3 separate regions of the Homo sapiens genome follow, and all the other regions are linked to region 2. The links are chromatin loops, found by intact Hi-C in ENCODE. Cell type or tissue: ascending aorta. All regions are shown on one strand. Region 1 overlaps GMDS (GDP-mannose 4,6-dehydratase). Region 2 overlaps GMDS (GDP-mannose 4,6-dehydratase). Region 3 overlaps GMDS (GDP-mannose 4,6-dehydratase).

Region 1 (8,000 bases), 260 kb after region 2:
ATAGACAGGTACTTAGTAGAAAAATTAAACTAGAAAGAAGGGTATGAATTGTTGATGAAATATTAAAGTAGAAATCCAGGATAAAGAAACAAAAGAAGAAAATCCTAGTATCTTAAAAATAATAGACTGCACCAAAAGTAAGATCATTCCAGCACTGCGTTTCTGAGATGAAGAGAAAATGTTAGAAAAAGGTATTTTTCTATCATCAGTAAAAAAGACATTCAACTATTAATTTAAAAACAGGCAGGAGGGAAGTGGGGGCACCGATAAATTTAAAAGACCAAACACAATTAGAAAAGCAGCCTTTCCTGCAGAAATGGAACAAGTGATACAGACAATAAACTTGGAATGTATACTGAGAACATGGGAGAAACAAATGAGCAGACAAAATCAAATAGGAGAAAGTATAATATTTCACACTATATTTTAACCCATTTGTAGCCAAGCTTGAAGAATCTAACTTACAAGATTCCTCTCCCCCAAAAAATCATTAAAAGATTAAAAAGAAAGAAAGATTGAAAATTAAGATGACTTACTTTCTAGGAAAAAAGGAGCTGAATATAGGTTTAAGGATTTTGAACTGCCTAAAGCATGTCACCATAAATCTGTCATGCAGCCTTGTAAGAGCATTACTGATGTAGTCAAAATAAGTGAATCTGAAGAAATAATGTGTTCTATTTTAAACTGCAAAGATGTGGTTAAAGTACAAGGCAGGTATACGAGGCAAATCAATCCACACACAAAAAAATGTTCTGTTTTCAGCAAACTTCTCATCTCTCATTCCAGTTTTTCAATGGGACTCCTCTAATTCTCATCCCAGAAATCCAACTGAGTTGACTGGAAATAACAAGATTCGGATTACTCAAATGACCAAGAGCATCTACTTTCCTGCAAGATGCACAGCAGGATGAAGCAAAAGACATCACTCAAGATCTGGCAAGATGACCAACAGTCAGCGAGAGATCTGGTAAGAATTACCATTAGAAGGAGGCAGACAAAACCTTCCAGAACCACAGACAGCAGTAAGATTCAAAGTCTCACAAGCTACAGTAAAACTCACAGAGTTTTTCCAAGACAAGGTCCTATGTCACCAATTCTTGGTCCACAAAAGATAATCTAAGTGATTATTTTTAAATACACATGTAAGTAGGTTTATTTCTGGTGAGTATTTTATTTTTAGAACTTCTTTTCTAAATCAATGAAGGAAGGCATGGGCTTAAAAAACATGGTGTGGTATTTTCAAACTGGAACATACAGTTTATGCTGTCTAAATTAAGCATATTTAGCAGGCATCTGGGGTCTGAGAATTCTTCATAGCCCTTGGTCCCTCAGAGCTGGAGGCAGAGAAAACTGACATACAATACTCTCAGTGTACTGCACCAAAGAGCTATTTAATTGGCTTTTTAAAATGGATATATAATATTGCTTAGAAATGCAAATATTGGTTAAAATTCCCAGTTTAGTTGAGCATGCACAAGGATATATGCGTGTGTGTACATAAGTACAACTGTATACACTCAAATATGAATAAATGGCTAGAATGAAATAAACCAAAGTGTAATGAGAGGTGCTCTTAGAATAGTATGACAAGTTAATTACAAGATTCCATATTTTGCAATTAGAATAATCATGACACAGAATCAATTAAACAGAAGAGAGAGAAATAATTAACGAAGGACTTTGCATAGGGAGTTAAGAAAGAAAAAAGAAAAAAATCCAATCTTAAGAACTCAACGTCATAAGCAGTGTCTAGCAGAGGGTCAGTGAGCAAAAGGATCCAAACACAATTATTACTGCTGATTATCTAATAAGCACTAATGTGGCCACAGACAGGATATTTAAATTCCACATCATATTGTCTTGAAGTCATTATCTAATGGATTTATAAGGATAAGGCAACATGACATAATAGAAAACTCATGGGTTATCCAAGTTCAGAATTCCCCGGTCTTTATAACTTTTAGGCTTAGCTCCAGGTTTTTCCTTTGGTAAAACAGAACAAATCTCTATCACGAGTGATTGTTGTGAGGATTAGAAGAAACTGTGTATGTAATCTAGCTTGGTTCCTCATAGGAACTCATATCATGGTAGGTATGCTGGCAGTACTAGCATGAGCCATTTCCTAGAGAAAAGGATTACTCTTTTTGCATATGTACAATTTGTGGCATTAAAAACAAATATATAAGTAGGACTTTGATTTCTTTAAAAATATAATTTTATGGGCCGGGTGCGGTGGCAATCCCAGCACTTTGGGAGGCTGAGGCAGAAGAATCACGAGGTCAAGAGATCCAGACCATCCTGGCCAACTTAGTGAAACCCCATCTCTACTAAAAATACAAAAATTAGCTGGGTGTGGTGAGGCACGCCTACAATCCCAGCTACTCGGGAGGCTGAGGCAGGAGAATTGCTTAACCCTAGGAGGCGGAGGCTGCAGTGAGCCAAGATCGTGCCACTGCACTCCAGCCTAATGACAAAGCGAGACTCCATCTCAAAAAAAATAAAATAAAATGATAATAATAATTTTATGGAAATCACAATTGTCCATTTATCTTTTTTATACATTGATTAATGGATTTTTAAAAATTAAACAAATTAAATACCTTAAAGACAATTTGAATAAAAAGAACCTTCCACATATATTATAAAATCATAGATTTTAAAAGCTAGAAATACTCTCAGATACATGAGCTCACTCTAAAACCCTGTTTTGCTGAAAAAAATCTAGGTAAGTCTAATTTTCACACACATACATATTTAAGGAGCAGACACAGCACTACAAGTCAGCTCCCCTCGTACTGAAAGACATTTCCTCCTACTTAAAAATGTACAAATTATTTTGTGTGCTGAGCCAAGCAATGAAAAAGCTTCACCATTAAAACATGAATATTTAAATTTTAACATTTAAATATATCTAAAAGGAATTTTGACCCCATATACTTTGTTTCAGTATTAACCAAATAAAGGGCATAAACTCAAACACATTATTACACATTTATTTAATCAAAACTAGGCATTTCCCAATCATTACAAAATTTATTACCTAGTTTTAATCCCAGTTCATTTAGAATAGATGGACAGAACATGGCCATCTATATAATATTTATTATACAATTTTTAACTAGTAAAGATTTTGATTTAATGTAATTACAATCAGAGCGAGAGCCTCAATGTAAGGAAAAGGAGCCACAATTAAACCACATATAGGAACCTGAAATAGTCATTTCCTTTCTCCCCATATATCTTACTTTTCTACCAAATGGTCCCAAGTACCCAATCAAATATCTATGTGAAAAGCAGATCAATACAACCATTCATTAAACTTATACAGTTGAGAACTTCCCTTGGGAGAATTATCCAAAGACCAAAACACTGCCAACAAAGGAAAATATGATATAAGAGGGCAATTTATATTTAACTCAAATGATCACACTTAATAAAAAGCACAAATCCCAGAGTTCTAAGGGGAGGAAATGATGTAGCGTTAACCAGGGAAAGTCTACAAATAGGACTGGTGGTCAGCTATGTCTTCACCAAAGTGGCATTTTTGCCAACAAGACTCTTGGCAGCCCTTAAGGGGCTAAGCTAGCACAATTGACCAAATATGGTGGGGAATGTGAAAACTTCGCAGATATTAGCATTTATTTTTGAGGCTAACATAACACAGTCCACAGGCCTGCCATCAGAGCCTGCAGCCATTAAGTGATAACTGAAGCAGTGGAATGCAAATAATCCATTGGTTCACATTAGTGTCATGCTCATTTGTAAATGTTCCCAGTCCTCTTCTGGCCCTTAGGGTACCTCACTTGCATTTTAGGGGCAAAACCCATGGGCAGTATATTTAAAAAGGAGTTAAATTATGAGCACACCAGTTAGCAATGATTTACTCATTAAAAAGTGCATTAGGCTACGGTGCCCTGAGCTGCGCGACCTCATAGCTGATCACTTCTAAAATGCTTGAATAGACATTATTTATCTACTGGCAGTGGCCCAAGATTTATCTATTTCAGTCACAAAGTTCTATCATTTATCTATACGCTCCCTAACTCAATGTTAAATTTTGAAATGGTGATTTAACTATAGGAGGAAACTACATTGAAATGAGTGAAAAATGAATGTAGCACTCTGATAAAACAGGAGATATTTAAGCAATCTGGCACCTCTCCTCTGAGATGTTAAAAGGATGTTTTAAGTAATTTATGAATTTAAGGGGATAAAGCCCTCGTTATGGAGAAACAAGGTCAGAAGTCTCAGAGCACTTGACCCAGAGATGCCATTTTGGACTCCTGATTCTGGAAAAGAGTAAAACTCTGTAATTTATTAGAAAAGCCTGCATGGAAATTAATTTACAGCCTAGTTATCTCCATGTTACAGAGATAAATATAATTATTTCTCATTTTGAAGTTGAAAAAGAAAAGCTATCTTAGAATAAGTGGATTCTCCCCCTTACTCTCTGGTTCTGCTTGTTTATCTTTATCATATATCAAATTAATGTGCCACAAATACCAGTGAAGAAGTGAAATGTTTAATCTGAACTTTATTTCACTTTCTCACACCAAGGAAGAGTAGGAGAAACCATGGGAGGGATATATCTAAACCGACATTGGCTGGAGACTACAAAGGCAAAGAACGAAGTGTTTTCATAGTGCTAAGACACTATGCTTTAGTTTATAAAGATCACAGTGGAAAGTGACGTGACAAGGTCGTGACTGTTCCTTGGTCTCCGAGGTTGCCTAAGTATTAGAGGGCAGAGTCCACCTTGTCAGTCTGTGGGCTGCCCGCTTCCCACGTTTAAGTGTCTGATGTTACCATCTACTTGCTATTCCCTACGGGACATCGCTCCTCCTCTGGTATGGAACGTGAAGACCACAAACCTTGTTTAAACTACTGCAGTGGCAGGCTGGCCTGGGATACCATGCTGCATCCAGCCGCAGGCAGAGGGGCCAATTTTACCCTTTCCTCTTGTTCCACAGCTCAAAACAAAGGAGTCTTCTGAACTCACCAGGCTGCACTGACACAGACTGAGTGGTTCCCAGACCGCTCTGATTACTGCTGTCTGTAGAAACGTGAAGGGCAGGGTAAAGTAAAGTGACTGAGCCGGGAATCACAGCATGCTATTCAATCTGAATGTTTCTGTAATTCATAAAAAATTTCCTGCTTGGTCATTTGTCTGAGAAAAGAAGAAAAGTTATGATTTTCCTCCTCCCGTCCTCCCAAAAGGTAAAAGCAATGCCAAGAATGTCCTCTTAAAATATAACATTAATTTCCAACTTGAAGAACTTAGCATACTTCCATCAAGTTCAATCTCCATTAGAAATCCACTGGGCATATACTTTTAGGACCTATCAAATCATTCTTTCTCAGTTGTGTAATTCTGTCGGAATTTTACTCTAACAACTAAATATCAATAAAAAATGAGAATGACCAGAAATGACACAAATTTTATTCTGTGATAAATCAAAAAATGTCACATATCATAGATGGAAATAAAACATAAATTAGAGACCCAGTTGTTGTGAATGCAAGTAGATTTTATATTATTAAGACATTTCATTTACAGGGGCCTATAAATCTAATAGTTACTTTATTAGCAGCATTCTCAATAAAAAATAGACTACTAGAATTACTAATAGCATTCTCAATAAAAAATAGACTGTAAGTGTATCTTACTGAGCAGTTTTGTAAGGAACAATGACCACCTTACTTATTTAATTTTAATAATTACACTGATTTTTTTAAATCAAGAATAAAAACAATATTTATCTTATATTTATCAACACCAGTGACTCAGGGAACAAACACTAAAGTTTCTGTGTCAGAGGTAATAATGTCTGGTTATTATAATAAGAATTAGATTTGACTCTTTCAGCAAATATTAAACTTTTTTTCCAGCAGCTCCAGGCTTTAATTTGAAAAATGATTAAATTAGTAGAACTCATTCTTATTGGTTAGCTCTCACTAACAATTGGCAGATTTTTTCTTATTTGCTCTTAGCATTTTTACTCTGAGTAGTAAAAGTGGTGGCAACTGCTGCTACTACTTTCAATTGCTGAGCAAACTTACAGATGTGCCAGGCTCTGCACTTATACAGATGTTCTCATTTATTCATCTTCACCACCACATGACATAAATACTTCTATCAGATCCATTTCACAGATGAGAAAACAGACATGTAGAGAGGGTAAGCAACTTGTCTTGGATTCAAACCCATGAAAGTCTGTTGTAGGGCCCTGTTCTTTACCACTTAGCAGCTATATATATTATTCAATAATACCTTTTTGATAATCTTAATAAAAACCTTGCAAGTAGATATCATTACCACTTTAGAGATGACAACGCATACTTGGAGAGGTTTACAAAATTTTGCCAAAGCTGGTAAAAGGCAGTGCTGGCTTCTGAGCTCAGGGTACCAGGAGGGATCTTACAAAGACTCCAGGTGTTAGAAGGCCATAGATTTGGAAACACTTTACAAAACTGCAAGTTATCAACGTTTCTAGGTATATTTTTGATTAAGTAAAAAAACCCCAAATTTACACCGAACATATTTATGTTCGGCTACCTCCAAAACAGGAAGAAAGAGCTATGAAGGTGAGAATGAGGTACCACGTGTTTATAATAACTGGATCCAGAGTTTTATTCTGTTATGAATTTTCTTCTGCTCTGCCTTCATTATCAATCATCCTTCTCTACCGGTTCCTTTCCTTCTGCCTTTAAATCTTAAGATTTGCTCTTCTAAACAATGTCATTGTCATTAGCAAAAACAAAACCTTTCTTCAACCCTCAGCAATTTATTTTCTTCTTCCTCCCAAATTACTTAAAAACTACTCCATACAGGTATTCTTCAGTATTTACAGAGGATCGGTTCCAGGACCTCCTGCAGATACAAAAATCCAAGGATGCTCAACTCCCTTATGTGAAATGGTATAGTAATTGCATATAACCTACATGCATTCTCCTATATACCTTAAATCATCTCTAGATTACCCATAATACTAAATACAATGTAGATGTTATATAAATAGTTGCACTGTATTTTTAGTTTTTAGGTTTTTTTGTTTTGTTTTGTTTTGTTTTGAGACAGAGGCTCTGTGGCCTAGCCTGGAGTGTAACGGTGCAATCATGGCTGTCTGCAGCCTTGACCGCCTGGGCTAAAATGATCCTCCCACCTCAGCCCACCAAGTACCTGAGACTACAGGGATGTGCCACCATTCCTGGCTATTTTTTTATTATTATTATTATTTTTTTTTTTTTTTTGAAGAGATGAGGGTCTTGCTGTGTTGCCCAGGCTGGTCTCAAACTCCTGGGCTCAAGCTATCCTCCCCATATTAGTATGTTTTCACACTGCTATAATTACTAAGACTGGGTAATTTATAATGGAAAGAGGTTTAATCAACTCACAGTTCAGCAAGGCTGGGGAGGCCTCAGGAAACTTATAATCATGGTGGAAGGTGAAGGGGAAGCAAGGCACCTTCTTCATAAGGCGGCAGGAAGGACAATGCCAGAGGAATGACCAGACACTTATAAAACCATCAGATCTCGTGAGAACTCACTCACTATCGAAAGAACACCATGGGGGAAACGACCCCCATCATCCAGTTACCTCCACCTGGTCTCTCTCTTACACGAGGGGATTATGGGGATTATAATTCAAGATGAGATTTGGGTGGGAACACAAAGCCTAACCATATCATTCTGCCCCTGGTCTCTCCCAAATCTCAGGTCCCTTTCACATTTCAGAACCAATCATGCCTTCCCAACAATCCCCCAAAGTCTTAATTCATTCCAGCATTAACCCAAAAGTCCAAGTCCAAAGTCTCATATGAGACAAGGCAAGTCCCTTCTGCCTAGAAGCCTGCAAAATCTAAAGCAAGTTAGTTACTGCCAAGATGCAATGAGGGTACAGGCATTGGGTAAATGTTCCCATTCTAAATGGGAGAAATTGGCCAAAACAAAGGGGACACAGGTCCCATTCAAGTCTGAAATCAGCTGGGTGGTCATTAAGC
Region 2 (8,000 bases):
TTGAGGAACACGGTGCTTCAGTCCCGCCCCCGCTCTCCGCCCGAGCTGGAGGTTGGGGCGCGCTGAGCCGCAGCGCCTGGACAAGTGCGCGGGCCGGAGCCGCCCAGGCCTGCACCCGGGGGCTCGCGGCCGACGCATGCGCACGCGCGGTGGCGGGTCTGCAGGCCCGAAGGCCCGGCCCCTCCCTCAAACCCGGAGCGGGGAAGCCCAGGGGCTGAGAGCCTCGGCCCGGGTCGCAGGAGCTGGGGAGCGGGGACGCGGGCAGGCTAGGTCTTCCCACCTGCCGTCGGGGCTCCTCCCCGCAGCAGCAAAGGGGTCCCAGTGCCCGTGGCAGTGCATGCCCCAGCGGACACGCTGGCTCCCAAATTCAGAGATCAGAGGGGCGGCTGAGAACGGGGCGTCCGCTGTGTGTGACCCCTGACCGTGGAGGAAGGGCGGGAGCCGGGAGTAGGCGGTGGGGCCCGGGGTCAGGCCGCGGTCGTCGGCTCCCGGCAAAGGCGCTCTGGCCGGGGAAGGGGGCGAGGGTGGGCGGCCGGCCTCTGCCGTCGTAGTCATACCTGGGACGTTGAAATGGGCTTTGGGGATAGAGCTCACTCCCAGCGCGCCCCACAGGAGAAGCCCGCAGCTCAGGCCTGGGCCGTGCAGACCGCTGGGCGGGCTCGGGGCCCGAGGAGAGCAACACGGCGCGAGGTCCAGTCGCGAGTAATAACCCCGACAGCACGGCCCCTCGAAGACGTGTTCCGGGCACCGGGGTTGTGAGCGGGGGAGCCTCGGGCCTTGGGCCCGCTTGGCACGGGGCGGGGGCGCCTCCTCCAACTCCTGGAGATCAGGCCCAGACCCCGGGTGTTCTCAGGGGACACACTGTGGACGGTGGACCAGTTCCTAGCGCCGTTTTGTCCCCCATTGCCCCTGCTGCTTGTTAAAAGTATTAGCGACCCCCGTGATGGCAATCCACAATTTTTGGAGGGTGCGGGTGGCATGTACGGACGTGAAGGTCTCTTTGTGAGGCACGTCCACGCACACACAGGGACACTCATTTTGTAAAACCTAGATGGGCGCTGCCACCACCCCTCCATGCCACCCGCGTACCAATCAAGGATGCAGGTTGTAGAAAACACCTGGACGTGTGTGGGCTGCACCTTAAAACAGAATTCACCCAGTAGGCACTCCCAAATCCAAATAAAGTGCGTAGGGTGCTTTGAGACTTGGGGGGAGGGGTGTTAAAAAGTTACTTGTAAACAATACATTTAAGGTTATTTTCAAGTGAATGTTTAAAGTGCTGCCTGCTCCAAGCTCTAATAACACATTAGTGCGATAATAACACTCCTTGCATCTGCCAGGAGCCCTCCAACTGGCTGCCAGAGGTTCCACGAGGTTCGCGGTGGTTGGTGTAGGCGAAGGCTACTAAAAGGGGCGAAAAAGAACCCAAAGCCATGCCTGTGGGGTTTGCCAGCGCCGACCCGCTCCTCGCCAGCGCCCGCGGCCAAGCGGACCCGGCCTTCCGAAGGAGCCATCTTGCGCGCAGCAGCAGCAGCGGCTGAGCCTGAGCCCCTAAACAGCTGCAGAGGTGTGACAGGTTTATTATGCTGGGCCTAGCTCGCTCGCAATTCCTTAAAGACAAAGGGCAGCAGAGAGAGCCCGCGACGGGGCCTGGCCTACCCGGGTTCCACGCACCTCCTGCACAAACTCGGGCAAGATTGCTTTGCCATGGTATGTGAGTTTAACTGAAGGTTTAACTTTCTCAGTTTTTCCTTAAAAATATCAAGGTGGAAGATGTTTTGTAACATTTGAAACCAACAGCCAAAGTCTGGCAGAGCAGGAAAAAATAAGTTTACTGAAATTTAATTGAGATTTAAGATAGAAGAAACCCTGTAATAAGAATTGTCTTGAAGGATGTCCAAATGAATTTCTCTCATAGCACAGAAATAGATAAAAAATGCCGAAGTAAATCGATTCTCCTTTTCTCCTTTTAAACCACATACACCAGGAAGCCAAATGAACTCCCGCTCCTTCCATTACTCAGGGTGCAGGAGCAGTGAGAAGGTTGCAACCAAAAATACTTTTTAGTTTCCTTCAAACATGGATGCTGCCATCCGTTTGGAGAAGTAGAATTCAACATCATGGCTCAACTGGAGCTGCATAAACCCCTGCCTAGAATCTCTCCTGATTCTAGGTGTCCAAACAAGCAACACTGAATTAAACAGGGCCATGGCAAGCCTGAGGGCCCCTGGAATAGTCTCTCCTGGGTGTGGGAAGGGAGGTTCCGGTGGTCAGAGGAGAGGGGGTGCCTGCCCATCAGGGTCAAGGCTAAGAGGAATGTGACTCTTTGTGAGATTTGTTGGAGGATGTGTGTGACAGTGGGTTTGGGAGTTGGGTTTGCAAGTGTTTGTGAGAATGTGTGACTGTGAGATGGCATGTTTGTGGAGTGTATGTGCACTTGTGAATGGATGTGCATGGATGTTTGTGTTCGAGCCAATGTGTGAGTATGTATCTGTGTGTGTGCCCACTATCCCGCCCAGGCTGAGGCCCGGCCTCCCAGCAACCATGTGTTTCCAATTAGCAGCATCCCGCCTGGGAGTGCAGAGAAGGCGAGTCCTGGGACAGCTTCTGAGGAGCGGGTGGGCTAGCTCAGGCCCCCCAGTTCTGCTCCATCGAGGGCGAGGCCGCCCGGCCAGCAAGCTTTCACAGCAACTGGGCAGCCACACAAAGAGCCCTCTCTCCTGCGCCAGTCGTTGGAGACTCGGTCCTCCCCCAGATCATAAACCTGCCTGTGAAGACGTTCAGAAATAGTTTACCCGCACTCACACACACATGTGCAAAGGCTGGAATTCCATTTGCTATAAAGTTTTATTTTATTTTGCTTGGAAGGGGAGTGAGGGGGAGAAGTGTCCTGACCTAATTTGTTCTAGGGCAAAATACTGTATTTCATGTGGAGGTATACACCTGTACATGAATCCTTGCTTGCTGCCTGTGGGTGTCCTGCACATGTGTGCGTCAGCCTACCTGTAGCTGTACACCATACACAGCTCAGGAGCACACACCTGTGGTCTTACCCAGGCCACCTAAATGATGCATGCAAACAAACCAGATCCAGAGATCTGAGGCTGAGCCTTAAACCTTTTTATTATAGCTTCAAATTAACGCTGATGTCGTTCAAGTGCATAGCACAATGTCTGGCATGTATTAGGCACTTAACATAAATGGCTGAATGAATACATTAAACTGAGATTTAAAAAGTGACCTAGTAGTCATAAGAAGAGGCTGCAAATAAGCACTGTGTAAAAGATTCTAGACCACAAGGAAAGGCACAGGCTCAGAGACCTCTAGGTAACTTGGTGGCTTTGCCATGGAATGTTCCAACAGTATTTGCTTACCTTCAAGTTTCTTCTTCTGACCCCCCTCTATTTCTCAAGACTTCTTTTTCAGATGGGTGAGAGCCCTTGGGTTCTAATTATAGTCAGCAGAGACCAGCCAGGGTGTGAATTCCTCCCTTCTGCAGGAACTAGGTTTCCAGAGTGACTTGTCACCAGGAGGGGGAAAGAAATGTCCCAGGCAAAGACTAAGGAGGAGGCTCGCCGGAGCACCCCCGCCCCCCTTAGCCTTGCAGGAGTCCTCCCACCAAGGGCTTTCTCAAAACAGGGCAAGGCCTGACCACAGCGATCTCATTCCAAGGCCTGGATTGTGGGGTTGTTTGGGGACCCCTATAGCCGTGTTCATAACTTGGGAGAAAACATCCACACTGACCCTGTGAATGCTAGTTCACAGAAAGACCATTTTTAATATGAAAAGAGAAAAACAATTTGAAGGCCCCACAATTTGTTGTGTAACAACATAATTTCAAGTAAAGTGAATGTGATTAAAACATCTTGATTTCACAAAGCCATTCAGAGGAGGCTTCGACAAACGCAAAGCGACCCAAACCCTGGAGGGTCACATCCCGGCTGCTACAAACCTCGGCGGGGCGGCCCCGCTCTTGCGGCCGGGACAGCGCAGCGGCAGCAGGGGCCGCAGGGGACCCGCAGATTGGCACGCCGCTCCCCATCCCCGCAGCGCGTCTGCACCGGAGACTCTGCGGGGATTGTAGCCGGAGGGCGGGCCGGGCTCCGAGGCGCTGCTCAGGCATTGGGGTTTGTCCTCATGAGCTCCACGTCGGCGTGCACCATCTCCCTCACCAGCTCCTGCAACACAGGGGTGGGCGTGAGGGAGGAGCTTCTGCCACTCTCTCCTGGTGACACCCCACCCCGGGTGTCGGCCCCAGAGAGGCCTCCGCGTCCCTCGTTCCAGCTCCCCTCACTTCTCCCGCACCCCGCCTTCCGGGCTTTGGGCATCGCAGGCGCCTCAGGCGCCCGACCCTGAGAGCTGCCGCCCTGCAGCCCGGGGCCCCGCAGCGGGCGGCGTGCGCCCTAAGAGATACTCACATCGAAAGCGACCCGGGGCTTCCAGTTCAGCTTCTGTTTCGCTTTGGTGCAGTCGCCCTGCAGAAAGTCCTAGGGAAGAAGAGGGGGAGACGAAGCAGGCGTGGGTCGTGGGGGTGGGGGCAGCAGGTCCCGAGCCCCGGGAACTCCCACCGTTCCGCTCCCTCTGGGCGCACAAGGCTCCGGGTTTCCCTGCTTTCGGTCCCTGCTGTGCGCGTTCAGTTGCGGCTCTCGGCGCCGTAAATCACTAGGTCGCGGTTAAGAATGTGCTGTGCGGACCCGTGAGGACCGTGACCGCGATCCACCCCCAGCTACCTCCACACCTCTTCTCCCCAAGGCGTCCCTTGGGCTCTTAATGCTTTTTTTTTTTTTTTTTTTTTTTTTTTATAACATGAAGTTGTCAGGGACGCTCCTATGAGAACTGTTTGGAATTGCTGCACTTCTCTGGCTAGGAGGGAAGTGAGTAAATCACCAGGCGCCCCTCCCAGCTGCCCGTGTCCCTGCGCCGCTCAGCTCCTGCCGCAGGGCTGGCCGCGCCAAGCGCGCGTCCTACCCAAAGCCACCAGCCCCGCGGGGAAGGGACTCGGGCTGTGGGGCGCGAGGCCCCAGGACTCGGGGACCCCTCTACCTCGGCGGCAGCGTGCGACCCTCTTTCTAACGCGGCCGTGGATGTTTCTTCCCGGGCCGCAGCCAAGCGCGGTTCTTCCTGGGCGGTGGCTTTGGGCTTTTCGTACCCACAGTCAAGTCAGTTCACGTCGCCTCCCGCACACACGCGTTCATAAAACGAAACTGGAGTTTCACGAAGCAATTCTTAGGCTTAGCGTCCAGGAACGCTGTAGACGGTCTATTCTATTCTACCCCTATTCTACTCGGTTCGATTCTGTTCCTAAGAAAATGCCGATCTCGACCCACTTGTACTTCCACGAGCGGAGCTGCAGCCAGCAGCTCTGCAGGACCCCGCACTGCCCGCCACCGTCCCCTCTGGCAGTGCCTTCCTCCTCCCGCTTTCCCCAACTGCTCCACTCGAGGAAACAAGGGCATTTCATCTCCATCGACTTAAGAGGCTTCCCTGGAAGGAAGGCTGGCTAAAAGAAAACCAGCGGAGAAGAACTTAATCCTGCTCTCAGCCCCTACTCACCAATGTCTTTCTTACAGCTCTGTGAAGACTGACTGACATGAAGGTTGAGATGAGAATTTCAAGATGAATTACAAAATAGGAAAGAAGGAAGAAAGGAGGAAAGGAGAAAGGGAGGAAAGAAAGGAGGGAAGAAAGAAAAAAGACTTTGAGATACATAATTGCTAGAAGTGAGATAAATATTTAGCTTTTGCATACACAAATGTACTCGTCAAATAACACATCAGATGTGATTCCTCGAAATAAACCGAACGCAAAGGCCGTACGAAAATAGCCGATCTTTAAAGGTGAGAAATACTCGATCATTCTATTTCAGCTACATACAAATTAAAGAACAGCCTAAAAGGAGTTTCATCGTGTGAAAGTAACAGCCAGTCAAGCTGCCACTGAAAGCCTTTCCTGCTTATTTTCTTCAGACTTCCCTGAAACTTGGCAGGTGGGGAATTTGTTCTAGATTCATGATGGTCGAGAGGGCAGGGGTGGGACCTGCTTTGCCCTGGGTTTGGAGCTCACCTTCTCTGCTGAGCCTTCTAGAGCAGAGGCTGTCTGGATCCTGCTGAATGTCTGCACCGTGGGCTTGCAATGGGGCTGCAGCAGTACACGCAGCGACTCTCGCTGTCGTTCTCATCATCCATCACTACTTTTTCAAACGCTTTGCATTTCGCAATACACTGAAGTACCAGTTTCCTCCCCAGAGTGTTAATAGTACTAAAACAAGTTATTTCTGCTGGCCCTAAAAGTCCATATACAGATTCTTCAGGAAAAGTAGAATACAAAAAGTAGTAATTAGCAATTTAACATAGCGCTACAAGGAAATAGCAATATAAGCAGAAAAACGAAGTAATTTATTTTTCTTTCCCCTCCCTAAATAAACTTGTATATATTTCTACAGGCTTCTATTTTGCTATAAGCGTCACACAAAGATACTCATTCTTTTTCCCCAGAGGAAGCTGTGCAATGTGGAGTCATGCAGCCCATCCCTCCCCTCTCTCAATCCTATAGCGGCTAGACGGTGTGGAGAAACATGGTTATTGTTTAATCACATCACACTGGCTGTAAATCAACCAGCACGACATAGGATGCATTTCATGGCTGTGAACTCATAGTCAGCAAAACCCTAAAACCCAGTTTGGCTTCAAATAATCTTGGTAGGCTTGGGAAATGGAGCTTTGTATTGTAATTATGTTTCCTGTAGTTTTCTACAAGTAGCTCACAATATAAAAACAACCAGGGAACTACAATTAAGGAAAAAGAAAAATGTTTTTCAAAGGCTTAGAAACAGACCTTGCTACCATACACTGTAAAAGTATTTCATTGAAACCAGAGACGCACCCAGTTAAACTTCTCAATTTAGTTTTGAGCCTAGCTCCAATACTGCAGTCTAGCTGCTTCCTTTAACCTTCTGCCAAGGCTCTGTCTCCCTGAAATTTAATTAGACCAAGAGACCTTGGGAAGAAAAAGGATGAGGTCCCCTCAGAACAAAACATTGGCTCTCTATGCCAGCTGTTCCTAGGCTGACATCTGGACTGGGCAGTAAGCTTATGTTCCAATCAACTTTTAAGGAAAGACTACGAGCATCCCAGCTTGTTTTACACTTAACTGTTCCTGAAGGAATTTCTTACTTCTTCCCATTGTGTCATTTATAGAAAAGATATAGTCAATGGTTCATCCTGCAAGGTTCTAGGCACAGGACATACTTAAAGGGTGGCGTGGGGAGGGCCTGTGTGGGAAAGCGCACACAGCTCTAGAAGGAGAGCAAGGATGTGGATTCCCTTCCTTAAATAAGGCTTCCTCTGGGCTGAGAAGGAATTAGGTGGTGGCAAATGCTCATACAACGGGGTCCAAACTGCTGTGCTCAGATACAGAACTGTGAGGAGTGAGAGGGGAGCGTGGGCCATGATACACGTCCCTTTAATCTTTACCTCCCTCTTAAAGATTTTTGAACTTCCACAAATCCCCTCCAATAGGGTATAATCAGCTCCTAAGGACAAGAGAGAAGAATGAGCTTATCTACTGTGCTCTTTTCTTCTTTTTTGACAGTTCGTTTCCTTCATTATACATATGCTTACAGCCTTAGTATGACAATGGGGGCAAAAGCTGAATTAAAGTGATGATTTTATGTACAGCTTCCCAAAAGGACTTCCACCAGTGCAACTGGGTGGTCTGGAGCTTTTCTTGAAAAAAGAGAAAATAAAGCTTTGAGAAAAATTTAAAGTATTTCTATGTGAATATGACATTTCCTGAACTCTGGCTTCTGGTGTCTTCACTGTTTTCATTGCTATTCCTTAGGTGAACTATACGGTTTCAATATGTAATTTATAATTGTCAAATTCAATTAGGTTTCACTGAGCATTTCACAGCAGCAAAACAGCAGGAGCAATGTCTCCGTCCACACAGCCCTCCAGATTTCTGACTCACGGACTGTGTGTATTCATTTGACCTTCGGGAGT
Region 3 (8,000 bases), 160 kb after region 2:
TTCTCTTATTGTTTGCAATATAGAATCTGAATAAAATTAGTGAATCAAAATAATAAAATGCACACTGAATAAATTTAACCTTTCCTTGTTCCTTAGGAGAAGCCATGATGTTTTACATAGGTAGTGATAACATTGCTACAATAAATACTTGGCTATTTTAAGAGGTGGTAATTTTATTACTACTGAAAATAACAAGGTAGAGAGAAATTTGAAAACATTCAGTAGGTATAAGCTATCTGACAAGGAAGCTTGCTCATTCACATTAATAAGCTTCAAATACACATACTAAAAGGCCATGAGGCTCTTTGTACTTAGTGACAGAAACAACATTGCGATGTGAAGGTTACTCTGGGTGACTATGAAGCCCTGTCCCTTGCCCCTGGGTCTATGCAAGCCCTGGATTTTGTGATAACTCAGTAGGTTGTGACACAAGATGAACAAGCCTAAAAAAACCCCAAACCATGAACATGTCTCAACTTCACTGAAGGCCTTAGTTAAGGCCCTAACAGGAGTAAAAAAAATTAGGAAATTAAATCTGTTGTAATAAAAGTAATATTTGTATGTTATAGGTGGGCTATTTATTTTTGTCCATTTAAAAAGATTTCTGAGTATAATAATATGGGACAGAGAACTGAAAAGTCAGTTTGATAATCTTGACCAATCTGACCAACATGGTGAAACCCCGTCTCTACTGAAAATATAAAAATTGGCTGGGTGTGGTGGCGGGCACCTGTAATCCCAGCTACTCAGGAGGCTGAGGCAGGAGAATCACTTGAACCTGGGAGGTGGAGGTGGCAGTGAGCCAAGATCACGCCACTGCACTCCAGCCTGGGTGACAGAGCAAGACTCGTCTCAAAAAAAAAAAAAAAAAAAAAAAAGAAAATTTTCGCAAAACTCCTTCCCTTTCCCCTGCCTGAGGATGTTCGGTTTGCCTGATCCCAGGACTACCCGGGGCGGGAAGGAGAGCAGAGGCCAGAGCCAGAGGGGAGAGAGGAGACAGCAGATTTGGCCGGATGTCAGAGCAAAGTCTGGAGCTGAGAGGGATAAAACAAATCTGGAGACATCTGGGGAGATGGATGGTAGAGAAACTTTTGGACTTACTGCTCTGGGTCATGTGATTGACACCCTTATGCCACTTCTTCTAGAGACTGCAGAAAAGAATAAAACCATTTTCCCATGCTTCACAGTGTGGCTGGCTCATGCTTCTTTTGGATGGAACACTGAACTAAGGCTGACCACCCAGCAGCAAGCTTCCTTCCTTTGCTTATGTGTAAAGTGCACTGATGTCATTCTCCAAGCTACAACTGTTATGCCTTTGCGGATCTGACTGAGGGAGCACTGCAGAACACCAACAATTGCACAATTAATTGAACTACTGCACAATTAGTTTTGAACATTACTATTCATAAAATATGAAGAAAAAGTTACTTAGAGAATTTTCAAGAATAGTTCTGATGCAGAAACAATCTGTGCTATAACAAATTTTTCTCAAAGAAAGGATAAAAGGTGGCTTTTTAGTCTAACAGGGCAAGAATCAACATAAAACTGCTGGATAAAGCTATAGTAACACCTCAAAGTCTAAGAAGTTGACCCATTATTTTCTAACAGAGAGTTATATTACCTAAACAGGGTTATGTATATAATTCATGAAGCTCTTTGTCTTGCTATAACAAATCTAGGTGGTTAGTAATTGAAAAACAAAATAAAAACGTGTTTTTATTTGTGCTCTTAATAAATCTTCAGCATGGAATGTAAAAAATAAAAAAGAGCTCTAGATGGTAGGTCAAGAAAAATTCTAACAAGTAGCAAGAACAAATTGCCTTAAAACTTGGTAGCTTAAGACCACCATTTCCTATGGTCATGAATTCTTTGGGCCCGCAATTTGGACAGAGGTGTTGTCTGGGGCCTGAGCTGGGAGATTCCACAGCTGGCAGCTGTACTTGTTGGAAAGGCCGTTCACTCCTATGTCTGGAGGTCAGTGCTGACCTCCAGGCCCTTCTACGCAGCCCTCGCCACGTGGGCCCCCTTGGGCATCCTCCCAGGACAATGACTAGATCCCACGAGAGCAAGTCAGGTGGGGCAGTGTTGCCTGCCACGACCTGCCTCAGCACCAGCCCTGTCTTCTCTTCATCTGGGCAGCCATGACCATCCTGCCCAGCATCCTCGGCAGGGAAGGAGGCTCCATCTCCTGATGGGGGTAGCAAGGCTCTGGAAGAGCATGTGGGACTCCAATGTGGTCGTATTTAGAGCATAATCTGCCATAGTGGCTTGGTAGAGCTCATCTCTGTGAGCTTCAGCAGTGCTCATTTTCTGCGCACCATTCAGCACCCTCTTACTCCCAAGAAGGGATGACATTTCCTTTGTGAAAAATGCTCCTGGAAATAAATTCCAATGCAAGTGCTGATGGAGGAGGAGAAGAGGCTCAGCAGAGATGGTTCTTAGTCAGAAATCTGAAATATTAAGGAGTGAGATGTTAAATATGACAGCGGTAAAGGAAAAAAAAATTCACGTAAAACCAGCGTGCTGCTGCTTCAGCGTGATATTCCAGTGCCGTCCGAGAATTTGGAGACGGTGAAGGTCTTGGAAAGTCTTTCTAGTGAAGCTCAAGGTCATATAATCTATGCAGAATGATGTGATTTTAATAACTCCATGAAAATGTTTTATCATTTACAGTTCAATTCAGTTCATCACCAAAATTCATTAAATTGCAGCCATCAATGAGGTTGATAACTGTGATCCAGAAAGATGGAAATGCAATGCCTCAGTAAAAAGCATCCAGGAGGTCTAGAGCCTCGGCTGAGGGAAGCAGCACAGGAAGCAGGGTTGGCTATGGGCAAGCACCAGTAAGAACCAAGGCCAGCAGGCCAGGGAAAGAGTGGGACTCCAGTCTCTGGGAATAGGATGCAAAGACTTAAGACAAGCCCCTCGCACAGCCTGAGCAAGCATAGCAGAGGCTTCATGGGCAGGAGGGGACCTCAGCATCCCAGGCTGGGGCCACACACTGGGGCCAAATGAACTGAACTCTGGCCCTGAGTTTGTGATGGTTCAGGCACTACCTGGAGTGGCGCTGGGCAGTCTCCTCCCTACAGACTGAGCACAACAGAGGCCTGAAAAAGTCTCTGGGCCTGGAAGCTCGAAGCAATGCTGCCCACACTCCCAGGAGCCTGGTTTTGGTTATGAGAGCAGGAGCTGTGGCATCTCCTAAATGAGACAGTTGTATAGCGAAATTATTAAAATCAAGGAAATCTGTCAGTAATTTGTGGTTTTTTTTTTTATCACTGCAGTAAGTTGAAAACTATGATTACAGTGGAAAAGAAAAGAACAAAAGAATGACTACCAGTTACTCAAAATGTACAACGGAAGTGAGTGAGCTGACTGCAGGATTGTGACCATGAGCCACCTCACACGTACCTACAGCCTCGCGCCACTCTGCCAGCGCGTACCCACAGCCAAGGGCCCATCAGCAAGCTCAGCCCCGCAGCCACTCATGACTCTCCAGACTCATCTGTGTCAAAACAAAACTAAAGTTTCCCACTTAATAAAAGCGAAAGGCTAATAGACTTGAACATTTACTGCATGTTTTTGGGTATGCCTTAATCTCTCCCCTGGCTAAGCTGCCATCATATAAATCAGAGTCATGAGTTATCATTGTTCTAGTAGCAATAAAAATAATAATAAAAGCACTGTGAGGTCAGAAAATGTCAAGACCAGTCAGAAAAATGAGCGAGACATAAAACAAAGTATAAAGGACCAGCTAGGATTGGAAAAATTCAGGTACTGTACCTCCAAGTGTACTACAGCAGGAGGTAGCTGCCACTGCTGTTTTATTTAATGAGTCTCCACATAAATCCCAGCTGCTAACCATGTGATAAGTCCATCTCAGAACACGAGAGGCCCCATTCACTATCGGTGTTCAGGCCTGGCTGCCATTAATGGGAATTTCACTTACAGTAAGGGAAAAAACAGATCTTGAAATGTTCTGTTGGATCTAAATTGTTAGCTTTTTAATTTTAGTATCAATTGGTTTGACTCTTTTTTAAACAACAAAATTAATATGCAAAGTCTCTTCATCTAAATACATGAAAAAGGAGAGCGAACAAGTCCTGGATACTTGAAACATTTTTAATGTGAAGAAGGTATAAAAACATTTTCCTGGACACCAAAGACAGAATTCAGACTGCAGAGTAGAAACAAAGCCCACATCAATTTCATAAGCTGCCTGAAATGCGTAAATACAGAAAAGAGGGGATTTTGTTTGGAATATTTTTTGTGGGACACACACACTTTTGTAAACTTTTTAACCCTAAGGTTTTGCTGGCAAATGCATCATTTTTCAAAGAGGAGTGTGTACAGGACTGAAATGTGGACCTCCGCCTGGTGCTGGAGGTGCGGCTAGTGGGAGGTGGCATGGGAGAGTGTGGAGAAGGCAACCCGAGACAGGCAGACTGGGAGCCCAGACCTGCCACTGCCCACCGTGCAGCCTTGGCAGGTTGCTCACCCTTGCTCTCAGTCGCCCAGATGTCAAATTGGAATATTAACATGTGGAGGTTAGACAGGCAATGAGGAAAGGCTTGGCAAGCAAGCCAGAAACAGGCACAGAGAGGAAACCATGAGTCACAAGTAAGGGAGACAGAGGCAAAGACTGGGAGCCGACCAAGGCCACAGTCGGGAGGGCGATCCAGAGTTCAGACCAGGGAGGTGGAGGAACAGGCAGGCTTAAAGAATGCAGGGCAGAATTGCACAGGTAAAGGATGTCTTACGCGTACTGTGTACTCCAATAGATTCTTCAATTTCTTCAAAATTAAAAAGCAATGGGACAAGAGTTAAAGGGAGGCAGTAGCACATGAATGGCTTAATTCTGGGGGCATTTTGTTGGTTCCTAAGAGGTATGCATCAATTCATTCACAGGCTTTACTATCCTGGGGTTTCCTGGCAGAAATGTCTGGGAAGATCTGCCTGGAAATAGTTACAAGAAAGAGGTAGTTTCTGATATTACACTAGCAATGGAAGGGGAACAATAAGACCTGCAGGTGATGACTTCATTACTTCAGGTAAGAGAAAAAGAGCTTCTGTCAGAATTCTCCTTTTTCACAAACCTCTAATTTAGGGCTAACCTTCAATCTAGTCATTAAGAAATATCCAAGTTTCTCAAATGCTGGAATTTGGCTCAAATGCTGTTAATGGAACTCTATATTTTAGGTCAAATAATTTTAACTCTTTCAAAAGCCATTTGTTGGATTTTAGTTAAAATAAAAAAATTAATTAACTTAGATCTCTGGACACCCTTTCATTTTCCTCTATGTGTTAGTGTAAAACTGCAAAGCAATTCTGCTGCTACCCACCTGGAGTTAGGAAGTGACTCTGCAGACTGAAGGGCATGATCCCCAACGAGACAGCCCTCACTTCGGGCACCAGCCCCGGTTTGCGGGTCCCCAGGTCACCTGCACTTATAACCAACTGGTTATAAACCTGAGGGGTCTCCACCTTAAGTTTCATAATTTGCTAGGATGACTCACAGAACTCAGGACACAATAGTCATGTAATGACAGTGTTATTAGAAAGGATACAACTCAGGACCAGCCAAATGAAGGGACAGCAGGGGACGGTCTGGAAGGGCCCCAAAGGCAAAGCTTCCATGTGCTCAAGATGCATCACCCCCTTATTACATCAACGTGTTCACTACCCAGAAGCTGCACTGCCCAGGGTTTCTATTGAGGTTTCATTACATAGTCATGACTGACTGAACCACTGGCCGTATGCTGACCTCACTTGGCTCAAGGCCCTGACTCTCTAAGCCCATGGTTGGCTTATCTAGCTTGGCCAGCCCCCACCCTGAAACCATACAGGGGCCCACCATGAATTACAGAGACGCTCCTATTACTTAGGAAATGCCAAGGATGTAGTCTCCCTCCTAGGAATCAGGACAAAGGCCAAATTCTTTATTATATAAGTTAGATAGAACTTGACAAAAAATTATTTTTTCTTTTTCTTTTTTCTTTTTTTTTTTTTTTTTTTTCCTGACAGGCTCTTGCTCTGTTACCCAGGCTGGAGCACAGTGGTGCGATCACGGCTCCCTGCAGTCTCGACCTCCCAGGCTCAAGCAATCCTCCCACCTTAGCCTCCCTAGTAGCTGGGACTACAGGTGCATGCCACCACACTTGGCTAATTTTTGTGTATTTTTTTTGTAGAGATGGGGTCTCACTATGTTGCCCAGGATAGTCCTGAACTCCTGGGTTCATGTGGTCCTTCCACCTCAGCCTCCCAGTGATGGGATTGTGGGTGTGAGCCACCACACCCAGCCTAAAATTACTTTCTAATTGTATCTTACTGCTGGTAGCATAGCTAAATATTATGCTAGCATTTAAAGAAGTGGCATATCTGTTTAAATAATATCACACTTATATTTATGAGCCTCTATCATTTGTGATCCACTCTGGTATATTCTATCAGTCTTTCCCCATCTCGTATTCATAAAGATACATTTTTCTGTTCCTAAATATATGACATTGCATTTATTGCTATGAAAGTTCTTATTATTTTTGATGAACTGCTTCTCACATTTTCAGAGTCATCCCGAAAACCTCACTCTTTCTGTCAACAATCTTATCAATCCTACTCACTTGGTGAGAAATCCAGAAATAAATGGTCACACTCCAGTATGACAGCTCAGAAAGAAATTTTCAGCATTTAGGGCTTATTAGACAAGCCCCTCTTCTCAAAAAGAAGATGAGCCAATAATTAGCAATAATAATAATAAGAGCTCACAATTACTGAATGCCTCCAAAGTCTCCATGGGAGTTAGGCATGGTCTTACCACAGCCCAGTAGGGCAGACACTACTATTTTCTTTATTTTATAAAGAAGCAAAAGTGAAATGTAGAGAGGCTGAGTAACTTGTTCAGATTCACACAGAAAGTGAAGTTGGCTTTTAAAACTCTTTGACTCTAGCACCTAAACTCGTAGCTGCTGTTGGCTTACCTACCTGTTTTAAAGGAAACAAGCAGATAAAAATTTCATGAGGCAAATTTTACATGAAGTTTCCAAATTTTCCAACATATCGAGGTTTTCTATAGTTTTTCTATAGCGGTTATATATAGTATATATCGTTTTTGTATAGTATATATGTTTTTCTATAGTAGCTATATATAATTGTATGATTTGAATTTTCATTTATATCCACATGTACCGAGGAATATGTGGTCTTCAGTGAATGCCAGTTCATTGACAACAATCGTGATACTTAGGGATTAAGTGTGAAGAAGTTCTGCTGCTGCCTGCTTTACCTCTTGTGGTAGGCTGAGTAATGCCTCCCAAAGATGTTCATGCCCTAACTCCTAATCAGTGACTATGTTACCTCACATGGCAAGATGGTCTTCACAGATGTGATTAAGAGAATGCTGAGTTGGGGAGTGATCCCGGCTGTCTAGGTGGACCCAATGTCATCAAAGGGCTACAAGGCAAAAGGTCAGAAGACAGAGAAGGTAAGTGATGATGGAAGCAAAGGACAGAGAATGTACTTTGTAGGCACTGGAGAGAGCCACAAGCCAAGAAATGCAGGTGGCCTCTAGAAACTGGAAAAGGCAAGGAAACAGATTCTCCCCCAGAGCCTCTGGAAGGGATGTAGCTTTGCTAGATACCTTGACTATAACACTCATTTGGACTTCTGATTCCAGAACTGTAAGATGATAATTTGTGTTTGTCTCAGTTTGCTTGGGCTGCCAATACAAACTACCTTGTACTGGGCGCTTAAACACAGAAATTTATTTTTTCACAGTCCTGGAGGCTATACTTCTGAGATCACACTACCAGCATGGTCTTTTTCTAGTGAGGATGCTCTTCCTAGCTTATAGATGGTGGCTGCATTCTCACTGTGTTCTCAACCGTGGTGGGCTGGGGGAGAGCTCTGATGTCTCTTCCTCTTCTTATAAGGACACTAATCCCATTATGAAGCCCTGGCCTCTTGAACTCATCTAAACCTAGTGATCTCCCAAAGGCCACATC

What was found. Hi-C counts contacts between places; a loop is a spot of excess contacts. Peaks named below come from ENCODE experiments on the same cell type or tissue, not always from the same donor. Only the 100,000 strongest peaks of a DNase experiment are listed, where the experiment ranks them.
Region 1: it touches region 2 in a loop (5-fold over the local background); 4 of 110 quality-filtered maps call a loop at or near these places.
Region 3: it touches region 2 in a loop (2.4-fold over the local background); 7 of 110 quality-filtered maps call a loop at or near these places.

The regions. Positions count from the first base shown.
Region 1 is chr6:1,880,900-1,888,899 of GRCh38, forward strand. All of the region lies in intron 7 of GMDS (GDP-mannose 4,6-dehydratase), which reads right to left. Among named protein-coding and RNA genes, the nearest start is that of FOXC1, 270 kb to the left of the region's middle. In ascending aorta, no CTCF peak of the experiment used is centred here; DNase peaks (open chromatin) are centred at 3,582 and 5,008; H3K4me3 peaks cover 697 bases; H3K27ac peaks cover 6,404 bases.
Region 2 is chr6:1,620,054-1,628,053 of GRCh38, forward strand. GMDS (GDP-mannose 4,6-dehydratase) reads right to left here. Exons shown (of 11, transcript NM_001500.4): 10 at 4,419-4,487; 11 at 3,753-4,178. The coding sequence ends at 4,116. Among named protein-coding and RNA genes, the nearest start is that of FOXC1, 14 kb to the left of the region's middle. RefSeq lists an enhancer at 4,435-4,544. In ascending aorta, CTCF peaks have their summits at 3,485 (motif pointing right) and 3,690; DNase peaks (open chromatin) are centred at 12, 2,547, 3,582 and 4,199; H3K4me3 peaks cover 8,000 bases; H3K27ac peaks cover 8,000 bases.
Region 3 is chr6:1,783,537-1,791,536 of GRCh38, forward strand. All of the region lies in intron 7 of GMDS (GDP-mannose 4,6-dehydratase), which reads right to left. Among named protein-coding and RNA genes, the nearest start is that of FOXC1, 180 kb to the left of the region's middle. RefSeq lists an enhancer at 3,249-3,318. In ascending aorta, no CTCF peak of the experiment used is centred here; a DNase peak (open chromatin) is centred at 4,595; H3K27ac peaks cover 2,124 bases.